3 separate regions of the Homo sapiens genome follow, and regions 1 and 2 are each linked to region 3. A link is a loop called in an ENCODE intact Hi-C map of the cell type or tissue named here. Cell type or tissue: dorsolateral prefrontal cortex. All regions are shown on one strand. Links, peaks and the distances in the headings refer to the core of each region. The heading gives the core; the rest is flanking DNA.

The links. A loop is a pair of places that touch in the nucleus more often than their neighbours do. Peaks named below come from ENCODE experiments on the same cell type or tissue, not always from the same donor. Only the 100,000 strongest peaks of a DNase experiment are listed, where the experiment ranks them.
Region 1: it touches region 3 in a loop (4-fold over the local background); 4 of 110 quality-filtered maps call a loop at or near these places.
Region 2: it touches region 3 in a loop (4-fold over the local background); 3 of 110 quality-filtered maps call a loop at or near these places.

The regions. Positions count from the first base shown.
Region 1 is chr3:179,926,462-179,931,829 of GRCh38, forward strand. All of the region lies in intron 2 of PEX5L (peroxisomal biogenesis factor 5 like), which reads right to left. Among named protein-coding and RNA genes, the nearest start is that of PEX5L-AS2, 31 kb to the left of the region's middle. In dorsolateral prefrontal cortex, for the core only: CTCF peaks have their summits at 2,781 (motif pointing right) and 2,993; DNase peaks (open chromatin) are centred at 2,790 and 3,188; H3K27ac peaks cover 4,575 bases.
Region 2 is chr3:179,919,276-179,924,643 of GRCh38, forward strand. The region is part of intron 2 of PEX5L (peroxisomal biogenesis factor 5 like); the gene reads right to left. It overlaps PEX5L-AS2 (PEX5L antisense RNA 2), which reads left to right. Exons shown (of 3, transcript NR_110059.1): 3 at 2,275-2,624. Among named protein-coding and RNA genes, the nearest start is that of PEX5L-AS2, 24 kb to the left of the region's middle. In dorsolateral prefrontal cortex, for the core only: no CTCF peak of the experiment used is centred there; a DNase peak (open chromatin) is centred at 2,455; H3K27ac peaks cover 2,239 bases.
Region 3 is chr3:180,034,351-180,039,718 of GRCh38, forward strand. It overlaps PEX5L (peroxisomal biogenesis factor 5 like), which reads right to left and starts at 2,587. Exons shown (of 15, transcript NM_016559.3): 1 at 2,229-2,587. The coding sequence starts at 2,249. RefSeq lists a silencer at 2,653-2,702. In dorsolateral prefrontal cortex, for the core only: a CTCF peak has its summit at 2,474; a DNase peak (open chromatin) is centred at 2,581; H3K4me3 peaks cover 3,550 bases; H3K27ac peaks cover 2,596 bases.

The DNA.
Region 1 (5,368 bases), core at 108-5,107, 110 kb before region 3:
AACTCCTCGGCCTCTTTTCATATTCAGGTGTCAATTCAAGCATCACCTCCTCAGATGGGCCTCCTGATTACATCATCCAAAATAGGCCCTCCTTTGCTTTATCTTGTGCTAATTCTGTTCAAAGTCCCTCCATCCCTTTATCTCGTGCTAATTCTGTGCAAAGGACTTATTGCCAATTATGGGTATTTTTCTATGTTTGCTGTTGTCTCTCCAACTAGAATGAGGCTGTTCAGGAAACCCTGGGCTTTCTCCACAACTGCCACATTCACAACATTTAGAGTAATGCCTGTCACATGGTAGGTGTTCAACAAATATCTGTGAAATGAATGAGTAGATACAAAATAAAATATTGTTTAACCGTGTAAACTTTCTGGGTAATTTTGGAAATGGCTTCAACTCATAGAAATGGTCACCATCCAAAACAATTTTTATGATTTCTGGGTAATGCCCCATTTTAGTGTGTTTAGGAAAAAAGTAATGGTGTGGACTTAGGCAGATCCGGGTCTCAGTTTTGAATATATATGTCCTTGGAATTTTTAAGCAAATTGTTTAAACTCTCTGGAAGTTAGTTTTCTCAGTTAAAAAATGAAAGTTTGAATTTTGTGAGCTCAAATTATTTTTAATTATCTATTAATTAAACAAGTATTTACTGAGCATGTAGTATGTCCTAGGCATTTGGGATCGCTGGTGAACAAGACTGATGCCATCACTGTAAGCTTACAGCTTAGTGAAGGACTCGGGTTCTTCCAAATGGTGAAACGTGTGATAAAGAGAGGCACATGGTACAATGGAGCACAGACAGGGACCCTGACTAAGTGTAGGCTCTCAGGGTAAAGACAGAGGCTGTGGCTTGAGATCTGAAAGATAGTTACGATTAACTAGGCACAGAGGGGTTGGGAGTCCTGCCAGTGTAAGGAGAGAGGCATGTTCTAAGAAGGGAAACAGGCCAGTGTGGCTGCCTGCAGAGAGTGATAGGGAGAGGTAGGCAGGGGCTAGCCTGTGTCACTCAGAGAGTGGTATGTGGACTGTGAACTGTTTGCTACCTTACTGGGGATGAGGCAAGTATAAAAATTGGAAGTCTACATTGTAGAAATTTTTGTAGCCATTTCACAAAGTAATTTTATGTTTGTTAAACTAATAATAAAATTGGGCTTGCATTTTGTGTGACTTTTTCCATTTCATTTATTTGAAAAATTAATTGTTATTTTCTTTATAAAATCATCAATCTGCAAGGAATTGGACATTAAAAAAACAAAACCAAACAAAACCTGCCCTTCACCATCGTTTGTGTAACCTTGCAAGCTAAGTTAAAGATTTTGGTTTTCATCTTATGAGAAATAGTGTAAACTGTAGCAAATGCTCATGTCACTAGCACACTAGTTTGCTGTTTAAATGGGGGAAGTTTTAGCCAATAATTTTCTTTTCTATTGTAATTATTTAACCTAATATATCAAAAATTATCATTTCAATATGTGATCATAAAATATTATTAATGAAGTATATATTTCTGGGACTAAATCTTTCCAAGTCACTCTGTATGTTAAGCTTCCAGCACATCCCAATTTAGGCAATGCATTTGAATGCACAGGTCTTGTTTCCCCACTTTTATTTATGTTAAGGTTGATCAGTGGGTCCAGGGACTATCTGCCTGTTCCTTTCATATAATTGTTTAACATTTGCCAACAATTCTCTTTACTTCAGTAATAGTTGAGTAAAACCAGTTTGCACGCTTACAGGAAGCCAGATTGTGAGCCTTTGGGTGGGCTTATATGCTCCTGCATCACCAGAGCCTACTTTATTACAGAGAGAAGCTCAATAATATTTGCCAGATTAAATTACAACCATAATTCAGAATAGCCATTCTCAACATTTTCAGCCTGTGATCCAACTGGGAACACCTGTACCCATCCCTTTTGGAGGAGGTCCCAGGAGACAAAGAGCCATTTACAAATGGCTGAGGGTGGGGACTGAGAGAGTGCTAGGGCCTCTCGGGGACACACACCCTTCCTTCCCCACTTAAGCTTCAAACAATGTGTCGAGGGGCCTTTAAAAACCATTTACAACAAATGGTGGGTAGGCAGTGGACAGCATTTAAACAGTTGTGTATCTGAGTTACAATCTCAACTCTCCAACTGATTCTGGATTGAATTTTAAGCATTTTCCATCATTTCCTGCAAGCAACCATCACCTACCACCGGAAGCACAGTTCTGTGTTAGATCTAAAACTCAGTGATTCTTATAAAAACCCAGCAGTCCCTTTTGATGTGACAGAGAAAAATTGAGGGCAAAGACCTAGAGTTGGCTTATACTCATTCCATTTTATCACATAAAGAACAAAACTACTGGAGCACAAGCCCCAGTTTTTGCTGAAGGCAATTAAATCCTAACCCATTCCAGCAAAATCATCAAGATCCAGGCTTGAAGCCCCTCCATGCCATTACCTTTCCATACATTCTCCTTAGTCTGATGACTGAAATTTGTAAACAGCTGTCCCTGTCATTAGTGTGAGTTACTGAGAATCCAGCTGTAATTCTATTCTTCTTTTCTAACTCTGTTAAGTTATATCCAAAAAGGGAAACATGTCAGGCCAGTAGGGCTCACATGATAATGACTTATTCCATCAAGTCTCAATAATCTTCTAATGAAGAAAAGTACCGGCAAGGATTACCTAAACCAAGGGATAATCCTAAGTGACATGTTTAGAAACCCTGATTTTTTTTTAAGGGATTAGCTCTAGCCTCCCAAACAGTTAAAAATCAGGTTGCTTCCCTAGCTGACAGCAGGGGGCAGCAGATCAGAGTCAGTTCTGTGCAAGTGGTTTCAAGGATGGAAAATCTGTGATGGAAAAATCCTCAAAGTACTTAAATCTAAATATAGAAAACCTAAAAGTTGATTCCTCATTTAAAATTTATTTGACAAAAGAGTAGAGCTAAGTATAAAGAATTTTGCATTTATTTTCAGTCCATATTCTGTATTACATTTATTTTACAGTTCATATTGCATTAGGTTGCATCTTGTGAAGTTGCCATTTTTTTTTTTTTTTTGGTAAGTCAGAAGCTGTTAAATATTGGTAATTTCATAGGATTAAACCTTATAGTTTGGAGCAGCATTTAGATATAGAACTACTCTTTAAGTATACACAAAGAACAGGCACATGTTTGCATTTGGCAACCGCCCCTGGTTCAGAGAGATGATTATGAGTCCCTGTGGACGTTAAGATCAGTTCCTGCCTAATGCCCCTGCCCCTGCCTCTTCCTGCTCCCTAAAACTGGGATCATGGATAACCTTCAACTCCCATGACATCTTTTCCCAAACCAATCACATCTCCAGTGTCAGTCACTCTGTCCCCACCCACGTTTTTTAAATCTGTCCCGGTGACCTGCGTAGACCTATCTTGCTCTTTCTGGTTCTCTTGTTGTTTATCAGACCGGGACATAGCTGGGGCTAAAACCACGGGCTTCCACATATTCCCCTTCCTTTCACACTCCCAATTTTGAAAACAAGGTTTTTATGTCTGAGTTGCCAAGCCTGAGTGAGCTCTTAGTCTGTTTTGTATGTATTTTTCAAAGTGTGGTTCCTGGACCAGAAGCATCAATATCACCTAGGAACCTTTTTGAAAACAAATTCTTCGGCCCCACTCAAACCCACTGAATCAGACATTCTAGATGTGGGAGTCTAGCAATATGAGCTTTAACAAGCTGTTCTGGTGATTCTGATGCCTGCAGAAGTTTGAGAATAACTGCACTAGGTCATAAAACTGTTTCTCTTTTGATTTTTGTTTTCTGTTATCAACTGCTTTGTATACCTTATTCTTTTTTCTAGACAGTGTCTAACTTCCTTTCCAGAGGCTTAAAGTTCAGCTTAATCCTAGATTAGTAGCTGCACTCCTGTTATATATGGAATAACTTCCTAGTAGCAAAATTCCAACTTCCTGGGATGCTGATATCACCCAGTCTGGCTTCTGCAGTGCTAGCCTCTGCCCACATGCTGGAATCCATGAAACTGGCCAATGGTGTCAGTACAACTGAAGTTTGTGGTGCTCCATGAATATGGTGCTTTGCCTACCCACAGAAGTCTCTTATTGATTGGCACTACCCCTGAGACTTGTCCTGTACTATGTCTGGTCTTTCTCTAACTTACTAGGACAAAATAACCATGTTTGGGCTTTAAATATGCCTCATGCTTTCCTGGTTGTTGAAATCCTATTTGAGCAGTTAAAACAAGAGGAAATGTTAGGATCTGTCATTCAAAGTGGATAATTTTACTCTAAAAATGGTCCAAATATTTGGTGCTTTTTCTAAAGACATTTTATGCTTGCTTAAACCTTTCATCATTTTTATCTCTGTAGCAACATGGAGGTAAAGGAAAATGCCACCTCATACAAATGTAAATTTTGAGAAAGAAACGCTACTATTTAAGCACAGTTTTTTTCAGACAATCCCTGTTTGCTTATTTGTCCATTTCTCCACTGGATATTGAGTTCCTTGAGGAAGGAAATATTTGACCTGTTCAGCCTTGTATTTCCAGCAGTAGCCTATAAGACAGTACATACCTAAGAAATGTTTAAGAAATGAATAAATTAAAAAACACACACACATACACAAACCCACTCACATACAGAAATAAATGATACATTTCTCCAACTTGTCTAGATTATTAAATGTTTTTCAAATAAAAAATGAATTCATTGCATTTGACCAAGATTTAAGCTGAGTGTCTATTGTTGTGTTCAAGATAGAAGGCTAGAGTCGAATTGGTGCCAGTATTGGGACCTCTGTCAATAACGGACCTGGCAAAGCTACTGTCCTAAGAATGCAGATCATCATCACATCTCAGGAGGCAAAGGCCTCAAAGGACATCTATTCAATCCATTCCATTTTTTTTGAAGGAGGAAACTGAGGACCACAGAGGTGAAGTCAATTTCATAAGGTCACTGAGTTGGTTGGGGGCAGACTTGGAACAGAGAGCCCAGGATTCCTGACTTTTAATCTCTTCACGGTCTGCTTTCGAAATAGCTTTTTGCAATTATTTATAATGATAGAACCACATTGGAAAGTTTGACTTTTTCCCAAATACTTTTTTTCAAGATTATAAATATCTTAGAAAAATGACAAGATGCCTGAAGCCGTATGTTCTGATGTATTTAAATTATTCTTATCTGTTTCTTTTAAGAGAAACTTGCTATAATTTTTTTTCTAAAGAGGTTCAAAGAGGCAATGTTTCCAAGCTTACAAATGAAAAATTCATTGGATACAGCACAGCCCAATTAACTCGAATGTTAACCAGAGGGTTCCTGAGATGATCAGTTAAGTTCACATGTATCTAAACTCAATTTTCTTTAACTTCATTTATAATGAAAGAAATAGAA
Region 2 (5,368 bases), core at 108-5,107, 120 kb before region 3:
GTTTGCTTAACTTTGAAGCTGGAGATCTTCCCACTACCACAGCAAGCAGCCTCTCTCTAGGTACTTGATAAGTATGTATGAGCTAAATAGAAATCACTTTTAGGCTTGTGAAAACCTTTCCCAGACTTACTCCTTGTTAGGGGCTCGTTCTTGCATTTTGGCAAATGACTAGGGGCTCTTTCACAGGCATCGCTGGGTCACGCTTGATGGAACTCTGGCTCCATTCTGCTTAGGAATGCAGGGTCAGAGCTTAGTAGAATTTTTTCTTCCCCCTCGAGTAATTCGTCTGCAAATAGGTTAGGCTGCCATTGGGTCAGCAGTCGATGTGCCTTGAGTAGGTGGTCATGATCTGGACATACAAGCAGGCACTTCCACACTCAACTCTATCTTTGTGGTAAGAAGAGAAAAACCCAAAACAAATTAAAAACAAGTAACTGTTTTTTCTGAGATGAAGTCTTGCACTGTCACCCAGGCTGGAGTGCAGTGGCGCGATCTCAGCTCACTGCAACCTCTGCCTCCCGGGTTCAAGCGATTCTACTGCCTCAGCCTCCCGAGTAGCTGGGATTATAGGTGTGTGCCACCATGCTCAGCTAATTTTTGTATTTTTAGTAGAGATGGGGTTTCACCATGTTGGCCAAGCTGGTCTCGAACTCCTGACCTCAAGTGATGCACCTGCCTCAGACTCCCAAAGTGTTGAGATTACAGGCATGAGCCACTGAGCTTGGTCAACTTTTTAAAGATAGTAGTTAAGTTTAGAAGTGCTTGCCTTTCTTAACTCTGTGCAGAGACACCTGGCAAAATGTCCATTAGAAAAACAACAAGAAGGAGGTGTTCCTTCAGGCTCCCTGCTCTCACATTTATTCTCTGGAGGCAAAACCAAGTGGAGTGGAAAGAGGGAGCCTCACAGTTCTGATCTGAGTGGAACCTCCATTATGTCTGTCTGTCATCTCTCTTCCCAATCAGAACCAGCGTGCTCCCTTCCAGGTGGTTTCTCCTTTCTTCATCCTGCTCTTTTTAGAGGGAAATATACTCAAGTTTCTTTCTTTCCCTTCTCAATTTCTTCTTGATTGAGTTGGGTTGGGCCTTTTGTAAAATCAAATTTGTGTGTAAGCATCCATCCCTCAGCTTTAAGTGAGGATCTGAAACATCTATTTTTGTGATGCAGAGTTTAAATCAGAAGCATTTGAAAAAAATATTTTATGTTATGAAGTGGGAAAAGGGATAGGCATTAACAGATAACCTGTTATATAACAGGTTAACAGGTGAACCTTACGTGTTTGATCTCCTCGCAAAAATCTTACAAAATAAAGGTATTATCCTGTTCTATTTTAGAAAAAGGAGATCTGTTCAGAGAGGTTAAACTATATTCCCAAGATCACTGGTAGAATACATATCTATTCTCAAGACACGCCTTAGTAAACTTTTCACATCTTTACAAACTTAAGCTCCATAAGTACAGAAGCCATATTAATTTTGTTCAATATGGAATCCCCATCATCTAAAAGACTCCTTGGCACTTAATAAATGCTCGGAAAGTATTTTTGAATGAATTTAATTGTACCTTGCTACATAATGGATATAAGTTAACTTTAAAAATTAATAAAATAGAAAAAGGAAACACAATGTATACACAGTATAATATATACACAGTATTTTTTACACAGTATAAAATCAAAGGAGAAAACAATGAAGTCCCATTTTCCTAAGCCCCTTACTATTAACTAGGGACACTGAACCCTAATCAATTACACAGTTTTTTGGTTTTCTTAAGATAGGAAGCAAACCAATTGCTCAAGACACATACAGCTCTTCCAGAAATAAATCTTCTAGGAAATTGTACCCTAAAAGGTGGTACTTGGTAACATAATGGATGAAGTCCTAAAAATATCTTTAAGGGAGGCATGGTAATAAATGGGATTTTTTAGGACTCTAGTCCTAAAAATTTGGACTTTCCACATTGGGTAATGTGGAAAGACACAGTAAGCCAAAAGCATCACATCAGCCAAAAGTATCTCTTTCCACATTAGCCAATAGCATGTCACACTAGAGCACAATACAACAAACATCATCATGTAAATCAAACAGGTGCTTAAGGAACTCGCAGAATGAAGGCTTTTCCTTAAAGAATCAGTCTGTGCAAGTAGTTCCTATCTTTCTGATGCTGGCAACTCACATTTGAACTAAATCACAAATGTATTCTGTTCAATTATTTGCTTGGAGTTCATCTGAAGTTTTTCGTGTCTAACCTCTTGATCTTTATGACTATTCTTCCAGTACTTTGCAACCTACCAAGTATCATCACAAGAGCTATGAAAGTGAAGAGAGACATACGTTATCTAAGAATCTGAGAGAGATGACTCAGTCAGCATCCTCTCTCTTGGTGTACAATGGTAGGGACAGCTACTGTGTCATCTGGAGCATGACAATGAGAACACAGACACTGGATCGTCCTGATATAGCCTGCAGTCCATCTGGGCCTCTAGACATTCATTTGCATTTGCATTCATGCGCATCCCCTACTACTCCAACTCCTACACCTTTTGGCAGGATATATCCACACAGCTGGATTGGAATCACAAGATGTTTTTATTTTTTGCCTCATTAAACTAGTTTCTCTCAAGCAATGTGTGTTTTCTTTATATTCCAGCCCAGAAATCATTTAACAGGAAGAAGGCATCTCAGAGATGTGCTTCAGAAAAGGCTTATGAATGGGACACAAAAACATATTGCATTCACATAATTATCTCTCCTCTCCTCACCCCCCCACCCCCAACACATAATGTATATTCTGTAAAAAGTTCTCTCTGGAGCTCACTAGACCGACTTGTAACTGCTGGGATTATGATTTGTTGCTTGTAAGATGATGGATCATGGAGCAGTAAATCAGCCAGTCAACAAATATTGCCAAGCACTGTCCCAGGCTGGGGGAATGTGGCAAACAATACAGACAGATGTAATCCTTGTGGAGTTTAGGATTTGGAAGAGATGAGAGATATTACGCAAATAATTTCAAGCATGGTAAATGCCATTAAGGAGAAAGCACAAGATGCTACGGGAAGAGACAACAGCAGGATGTAAGATAAACACCTCTTCCTTTATTTAAATGTGCCAGGAAGATAGCTTTCTCCTGATTGTCCAGTGCTGTTTTTAGAATTTCACTGCTTCCTTTTCTTTTCTTTTTTTTTTTTTTTTTGAAGGAGTCTTGCTCTGTTGCCCAGGCTGGAGTGCAGTGGCGCGGTCTCGGCTCACCGCAACCTCTGCCTCCTGAGTTCAAGTGATTCTCCCACCTCAGCCTCCCCAGTAGCTGGGATTACAGGCACGGGCCACCATGCCTGGCTGGCTACTTTTTTGTATTTTTAGTAGAGACGGGGTCTCACCATGTTGACCAGGCTGGTCTCAAACTCCTGGTCTCAAGTGATCTGCCCACTTCGGCCTCCCAAAGTGCTGGGATTACAGCCGTGAGCCACTGTGCCCAGCCCTTTTCTTAATTCTCATATCATATGTCTGTTTGAAGGACAAAATATTCACTGAAACTATTATAAGCTGTGATCAGAATGTTATTCAACTAATTTAAAAATCTTCATAATTCATGTAGAAAGATCAGCCTTGCCTTTCATGAAAAAGAATTTCATATTCATTTCATAGAAAATGAATTATTTAATTGGGAATTTTAATATTTTGGATATTTGCTTTAAATTCTCTGTGAGTCAGTCTGTTCAAAAACCTCAAGTGGGCCAGGCACAGTGGCTCACGCCTGTAATCCCAGCACTTTGGGAGGCCGAGGCGGGCGGATCACGAAGTCAGGAGATCAAGACCATCCTGGCTAACACGGTGAAAACCTGTCTCTATTAAAAATACAAAAAAAATTAGTTGGGCTTGGTGGCGGGCACCTGTAGTCCCAGTTACTCGGGAGGCTGAGGCGGGAGAATGGCCTGAACCCGGGAGGCAGAGCTTGCAGTGAGTCGAGATCGCGCCACTGCACTCCAGCCTGGGCGACAGAGCGAGACTCCATCTCAAAAAAAAAAAAAAAAAAAAACACCCTCAAGTGAATTCTTGATTATTCTAATAAAGGGAGAATTGGCATAAATATTTATCCAGTGAGATTGGGTTCAAGTTCCTCCAAAGAACACTGGGGAAATTAAAATTGGTAGAAGTTTCTCAAAATGCAGCACCTGCATCAGCAGCCTCAGCATCAGCATCATAGGGGAACTTGTTAGAAATGCAAATACTTATAGCCCACTCTCAAACAATTAAATTAGAAACTAGGGGTGAAGCTATCAAGCTGTGTTTCAATAACCCCTTCAAGTGATTCTATGCATGCTAACGTTTGAAAATCACGGGCATAAGGCTTAAGATCATGGTTTTGAAATCACACAGATCAAAATTGAACTCCTAGCTTTCCCACTTAGTAGCAGTATGACTATAGATAATTTCTTTATTTCTCTATTTCCTCATCTGTAATATGAGCACAGTAATAACTGTCTAACTTCTAAGTCTGACATAAGAACTAGATGAAGCAATGCTTATAAAGTAAGCACAGTAAGTGTTTAAAAAGTATCAGCAGTTATTTTTAAGAAGTTTTAGCTGAGTTTCATCTATGCGACTGGCCTAACGAGAGTTATTGACCTTGTTTACTTGCAGGAAAAAATGGAACTAAATTTGTTTCTAATAAGGTGAAATCATGTTTACGTCGGCAGTGAATATCAAAACCTACTCAGGCATCAGAGTGAGCAATGTACTTCACAGACTTAGAAAAACCTCAAAACTAAGATATATAATCAAGAGATATCCTTCAGCTGCCACACTGGGAACACTGGGTTGAAAAGCCGCTCTCAGACTAGGTTTTCAGGCTTCAGTATCGGGGATAGGTTTGACCTAGACCACTTCTGTGACATTTGCCTGAGACTTGAGATGAGATTTTGTTGCTGTGCTAGCTCAGCTGATACCTGTCTCCTTAGGGCTCTTTATCTGAACCTTTCCTAAGACACTGATCATCTCTGCCACGTACTGTAGTTATTTATGGGCATGCCATTACTCCCCAGCTAGATGCCACCTTCTTGGGACGGGGTTCAAAGCAGAGTCATCTTCATAGCTCCCTCTCTCCTATCATCAATGTCGAGTCCCTGGGAGAGGATTGATGTTTTTGGAATGAATAAACGAGAGAAAGCATGTTTTTAAACCTAAACGCAAAGCTGAAATAATTTAATTCATACTCTTACCACGGCAAACACTCACGGTAAGAAGAGAGACAAGCTGTCTTTTCTAAAAGTGAAATTTGATCCTTATCATGACCTAGAAAGGCAAAGGAAGCAAGTGGATTTCACCTCCTAAATTGGCAAATTGCATGTGCTGTTCTTATTAAGCCCTG
Region 3 (5,368 bases), core at 271-5,270:
GGATTCAGATTTTAATCATACACATTTTGGAGTGTTTGGAATGTGTTTCTTCTTATCTGTGATTAGAGTCAGGTACACACAGGAAGATGATAGTATCTCTGATAAGGAAACGTTATTTTGTCCATAGGCTAAATAATATTCTTTGGGGGAAGAGATATGAGTTTAAAATGTAAGCCAACAAGTATATTATGAATCAATCTGTCATAGGTATTTTTTTGTTGGGGGGAGCAGATGCCCATTCAGATCATCATACTATTGAATAACTACTAAACGTACCTACTAAGGCCTCGGAAGTTTTATGCTTAACATTAATGGTTAATAGTAAGTAGGAAAAAAGTATTATGCTCTGAAATTTTGGTGGATGTATTGATTACAGTCTTTATTTAGTAATGTTTTAATTTAAGCTTGGCAGCAAAGATTTGTGAGTTTTACTGCAAGTCATCATATTTGCTGTTACAGCAGTGCACAAGCAAAAGACATTAAGTTGGGAGAATATGCAGAGTCTTATATTTTGTTTATTCTTTCAAAGTGAAATTAAACCCTCAGACATTGTTCCAGGCAACTCAAGTTTCAATAACATTCTCCTTTGAGATATTGAGAAAATTGAGTTAAAATTGTTTTTGGGTGCATGAATTTACCATATTGTTGCTTCGATTCTTCATTCACAGTAACATATTTTTTAAGCAACAAAACAATACTGTGCAAAGTTTTTGTTAATTTCCCCTTAGTGGTCAATTGTCAATTTTGTGTAAATGAACAATTTTTTGAGGGTTGACTCTATTAAAATCTTCCTGTTTTACCCTTGTGAAGAAACTGTTTAAAAAACAGATAATATATAAAATTGTAAGTATCATTCTTGGGTGAAGATGAAGCATAAAACTATAGTAATAATTCTTTGTTAATTTTTTCAGCAGTCATTATTTGAATTCTTCTATGTTACTTAACTTTTCAATTGGTGTAGCTTTTATAAGAAACATGCAGATCACATTGATCATATATAATATTTAAAAATATACTTCATTCACTACTTTTTGTCTATCAAATGTGATATAATCACATTAATAATTTTCAAAACAGGATGATGTTAGTCATACGGGAAATCTTTTGGAATTCTGGCACTGTATATTGAGAATTCTTATAAAAATTGAGACTATGATGAAATATTGTGTTTTATTTAAAAATGGATTATAGTCCAAAAGAATTTCCCTAAGTTATGGAAATTAAATCTGGGTAGTACTAAGTCATAAATATAACAACATATTTATCTATTTCCAATTGCTCTAAAAGACACAGAAGCAAAATCCTCAGTATTCATAAATGTTATACACCAGGATAAAGGCATCACACATAATGATTGTATTTGACCATCTTTGGAATGGAAAGGAAGCCCAAACATCAAACCTGATGACTAAACCATTTAGGTGCGATAAAGAGTCCAGTTCATACTTTAGAAAGCTGAGTTAGTATTTTATTTTTCTCCCAAAGCATATATCTGCCTTTATAAGAACCAACCAACCGTATGAATGAGAACTGGAGTCAAGGTTAAAGTAATCTTGCCCAAGAGAGTAGAGTGTGTTTGCATCGGAAAGAAGCAGCGGCTCAGCTCAGATGAATATTAATAACAACCGGAGGCAGCACCTCCCCTGAAAAACATTAGAGCTCCTTGGACATGTGTTTGAAATTCATCCTCCCAAGTCATCCTGTGACTATTGGAGTAGATGGCAATGTCCCATAATGTGAAGGGGGAAAATACACTATAAATCGTTTTTTAAATATAACACTTTAAAAAATGAAACGAAAGTGACAGAGTGTTCTAAGTCAAGCAACCTTTTCAGATGGTAAAGGAAAAGCTTTGTCTTTCCTATTATTGTTTGCCCTTCAGTTGACATACATGCTGAGATGCATCAATAGGATTACAACGGAAACACGGTCATCTCTAGGGTTTCCTCTGTTTCGATTCCTTGATCCTGTTTAAAGAAACAGGCTCAGGGAATGCACAGAAAACAAACTTCCCCAATCGAAGTTCTGAGGTCTTCCCTCCCCTTCTCCCACCTTCGGAAACCGGTCTAGTTTTCCCGGCAGCACCGGACAGAAATGTCACGGTCATGTTGCATCACTTCACTTGTTGAGCTGTGCGAAGGCAGCACTTGACCACAGAAACTTGGTGAACCGCCTTGCTCTTAAATTAGCCCCCAAGAATTCTCTCCAGCCCTATAGAAATGTCTTACCTGCATGTGTCCCTGGTACATTCTGCTTCGGTTTCTTCAGGGCTCCCTGAGGCCACCGGATGCTTTTCCCCCGTGCTTACTTGCCCACCAAAAGAGGGGAAAAGGTGGGTGCACAGCGGGTTCTCAGAGGGTGCTCCTGAGCCCCCTGGAGCTCCGGGTACTCGGCCGGCCGGCGGCCACTCGGCAGCGCTGCGGGCTGCCGGGAACTGTTCTCCGCTCGGGGTGCTGAAAGCGGACGCGGGAGAGCGCGCAGAGAAGGCGAGGAGCCGGGTCGGCCAGGCTCTCCTGCAGGCGCGGGTCCTGCTCGCGGGGCGTCTCTAGAACTCACTCCTTCTTCGCCGAACTCTTTCTCGCTTCCTGCCAGGTTGCCTCATGTCTCTCTCTCTCTGAGCTGCGAACCCCCTCCTCCCAGCCCTGACGTGAGCGCCTACACCAGCCGCCGCCGCAGCTGCCGAGCGGGGCGCGCGCCGTTCTCCCAGCCGCGTGCCTGCCGAGAGGCCGCGGGACCGGGCACGCGCGCGCGTTCCCAGGGGCCTGGGAGCGGCCCGAGGGCGGCCCCGGGCGGTGCGCGCTCCCCGAGCGCGTCCTCGGGGCTGCGCGCGCGCGGCGGCAAGGCGAGGTGCCGGCAGGCGGTGGTCGCGCTGGTGTACAACGCCCGCAGCAGCGCGGCGTTCAGGTGCGGCGTCGGCGGGCAGGGCGATTCTAGCGGAGAGGATGGCCGGCCGGAAGAAAGGCGGGAAGACATGCATCGTCTCTCCGGGGGCCATCCACCGCGGCTGAGCCTGTTATCCTACAGACATTATAGGCTGAGTGCAGGGGTTGCCGAAGAGTTTACTTCGGTTCTGATTCAGCTCTCGAAAGTTACGTCCGTATCACCCGTTAAATAAAGACTCCCCGCTCCCCTCATCCCCAGTTCATCGCCGAGCATTCTATTTAAAACGGCAAACCCTAGTCCCTGAGGATCTGGCATGTTTTATTTTTTTCCCTAGCACGTAACATCACCTAACATCCTTTATATTTTCCATATTTATTTTATGTACTGTCTGTCTCTCCCTCTGTACAATGTTATTTCCATGAGATCAGGGACTTTTTTTTAGGGGGGTGGAGTGTTGCACTTGGTTTTGCACGTGTGTGCACAGTAAGGTATTTAGTACTTCCTGACACATGGCAGGCACACAATAAATATTTGCTGAATGAATAGACCTTTACTACTATACACTTACACACACATACACACATATATGAAGAGTGCATTTAAATATGTCTCAAGTTGAGACTGGGTAGTTTGATGTGTCTACACAATAAATGTTCATATATACACACACACCACGGGGTGGTGTATACTGTGATTACCTAATTTTGTTGGTAAAAACATCTCCAATTCTACAGGCCCCTCATATTATGTACAGCATGATATCCCCAAAATATTGCATATAGCATAATATGCTTTTTATAAAGTTTAAAAAATCCCTAGAAATGTCAATGTGTATTCATATATTCATATACAACAATATAAAAAGGAAAGCAGTGGAACAATGAATATAGTGTTCAGAGTGTTGGTGACCCTGGGTGAAGGGAGGCAGGGAAATAGATGGGGAAGCATTTCACTTGAAGTTTAGATGTTAATGTCTTATCTTCTATGCCGGGTAGTGATTCATAGGACACCTAATATCCTATTAAAAATTACTGTGTAACTAAATAAAATAGAACCATGTATGGACTAATGAGGAGAATGTGAAATGAACAAAAGGATGTGAAATGAACCAATTCAATGCATCTGAGGTCCTAAAACAACCAACCAAACAAACACAAAAGGACTAAGACCTGTAAGCAGGAGACATGGATTCCTATTAGATTCCACTAGTAGTTACCCTTGGACAATTTCCTTTTACTACTTTGGACATCAGTTTTTTCATGTCTAAACTCTGTATAAAAAACTTATTTTTTTTACCCTGAAAATAGAGATATGTTCATAAGCACTGTAAACTGTAAAATGTCATCCAGTTCTTATTTTATTGTTCTTTATAGGACAAAGCACAGGACTTGGAGTCAGCAACAAGAGGTGCTAGTTCCATCTCACTACCTCAATGCTCTCTTGGGCAAGTGTACCAACTCTCTATTTCCTCAATTTTGAAATAAGACAAATATCTACCTAGTGTGCTGCACAGAGCTGCTGAGGACTGAATGTATGCAAAGGAAGTTGTAAATTACCAACCATGATATATGAATATGCAAACAGACTTTTTTTTCCCAGTTCAGAAAAGATGAGGACTGATTTTCTGAGACCTCAAGTACTGCAGATTTTAAAATGGTACTAATTATCATATAATACTATCATGTTATATAAAAACTGGGAAAAGTATAGTGCTTTGATTTAAAAGTACTAGAAATCTGTGAAGTAACAATAGGGTCAAAGTTTTCCAATCCATTATATGCTTGTTATTATCTAACGGCAGGTTCAAGGAGCCAACAACCATAAAAGCATTTGGATCAGAATGGCAACTGCCTAGTGTTGAAGCTAGAACTCAATATATTCTCTTCTTAAACCTGAGTCACTGATTTCGTTACTGCCTACATTCTCAAAATCTCAGGAGTGAAAGCTTTCCTTTGTGAAGAATTCCTCTTCACACTTATTCCTTCTGTTAGAAGATAAACTAAGGCACATTAAAATTTTAAAGGGTTTTTTGAGCAAATAGCCATTCATGCATCAGGCAGCAGCAGACCGAAAGCAGTTGGGGACTCTGTCGGAAGTCGTTAAAGGGAAAGATTTTATAGGGTAAATGTGGAAGCAGAGCAAAGAAATTATTTGGTTAAAGAGGAATACTGGATTTATTTGGATCATTCTAATGGAAAGTCCATAGTTAGAGGTTAGTTTGTGGTTTCTGATTGGTTAAGCTTAACTTTCACTTTCCTAGACTATTTCTTAGACTAGGAATGAGATTTGAATTATCTTTATTTTCCTCAGAAACAATGCATGTCTAATAAGCTAGGTCCAGAAAAATATTTTACAAAAGATTTATTTTGTAATTAAATTTGAAGACCCTTGTTACTCAAAACGTGGTGTGTGGACCAGCAACATCAGCATGTCCTGGGAGCTTGTAAGAAATGCAGACTCTTGGGTGCCATTTCTGACCTACTGA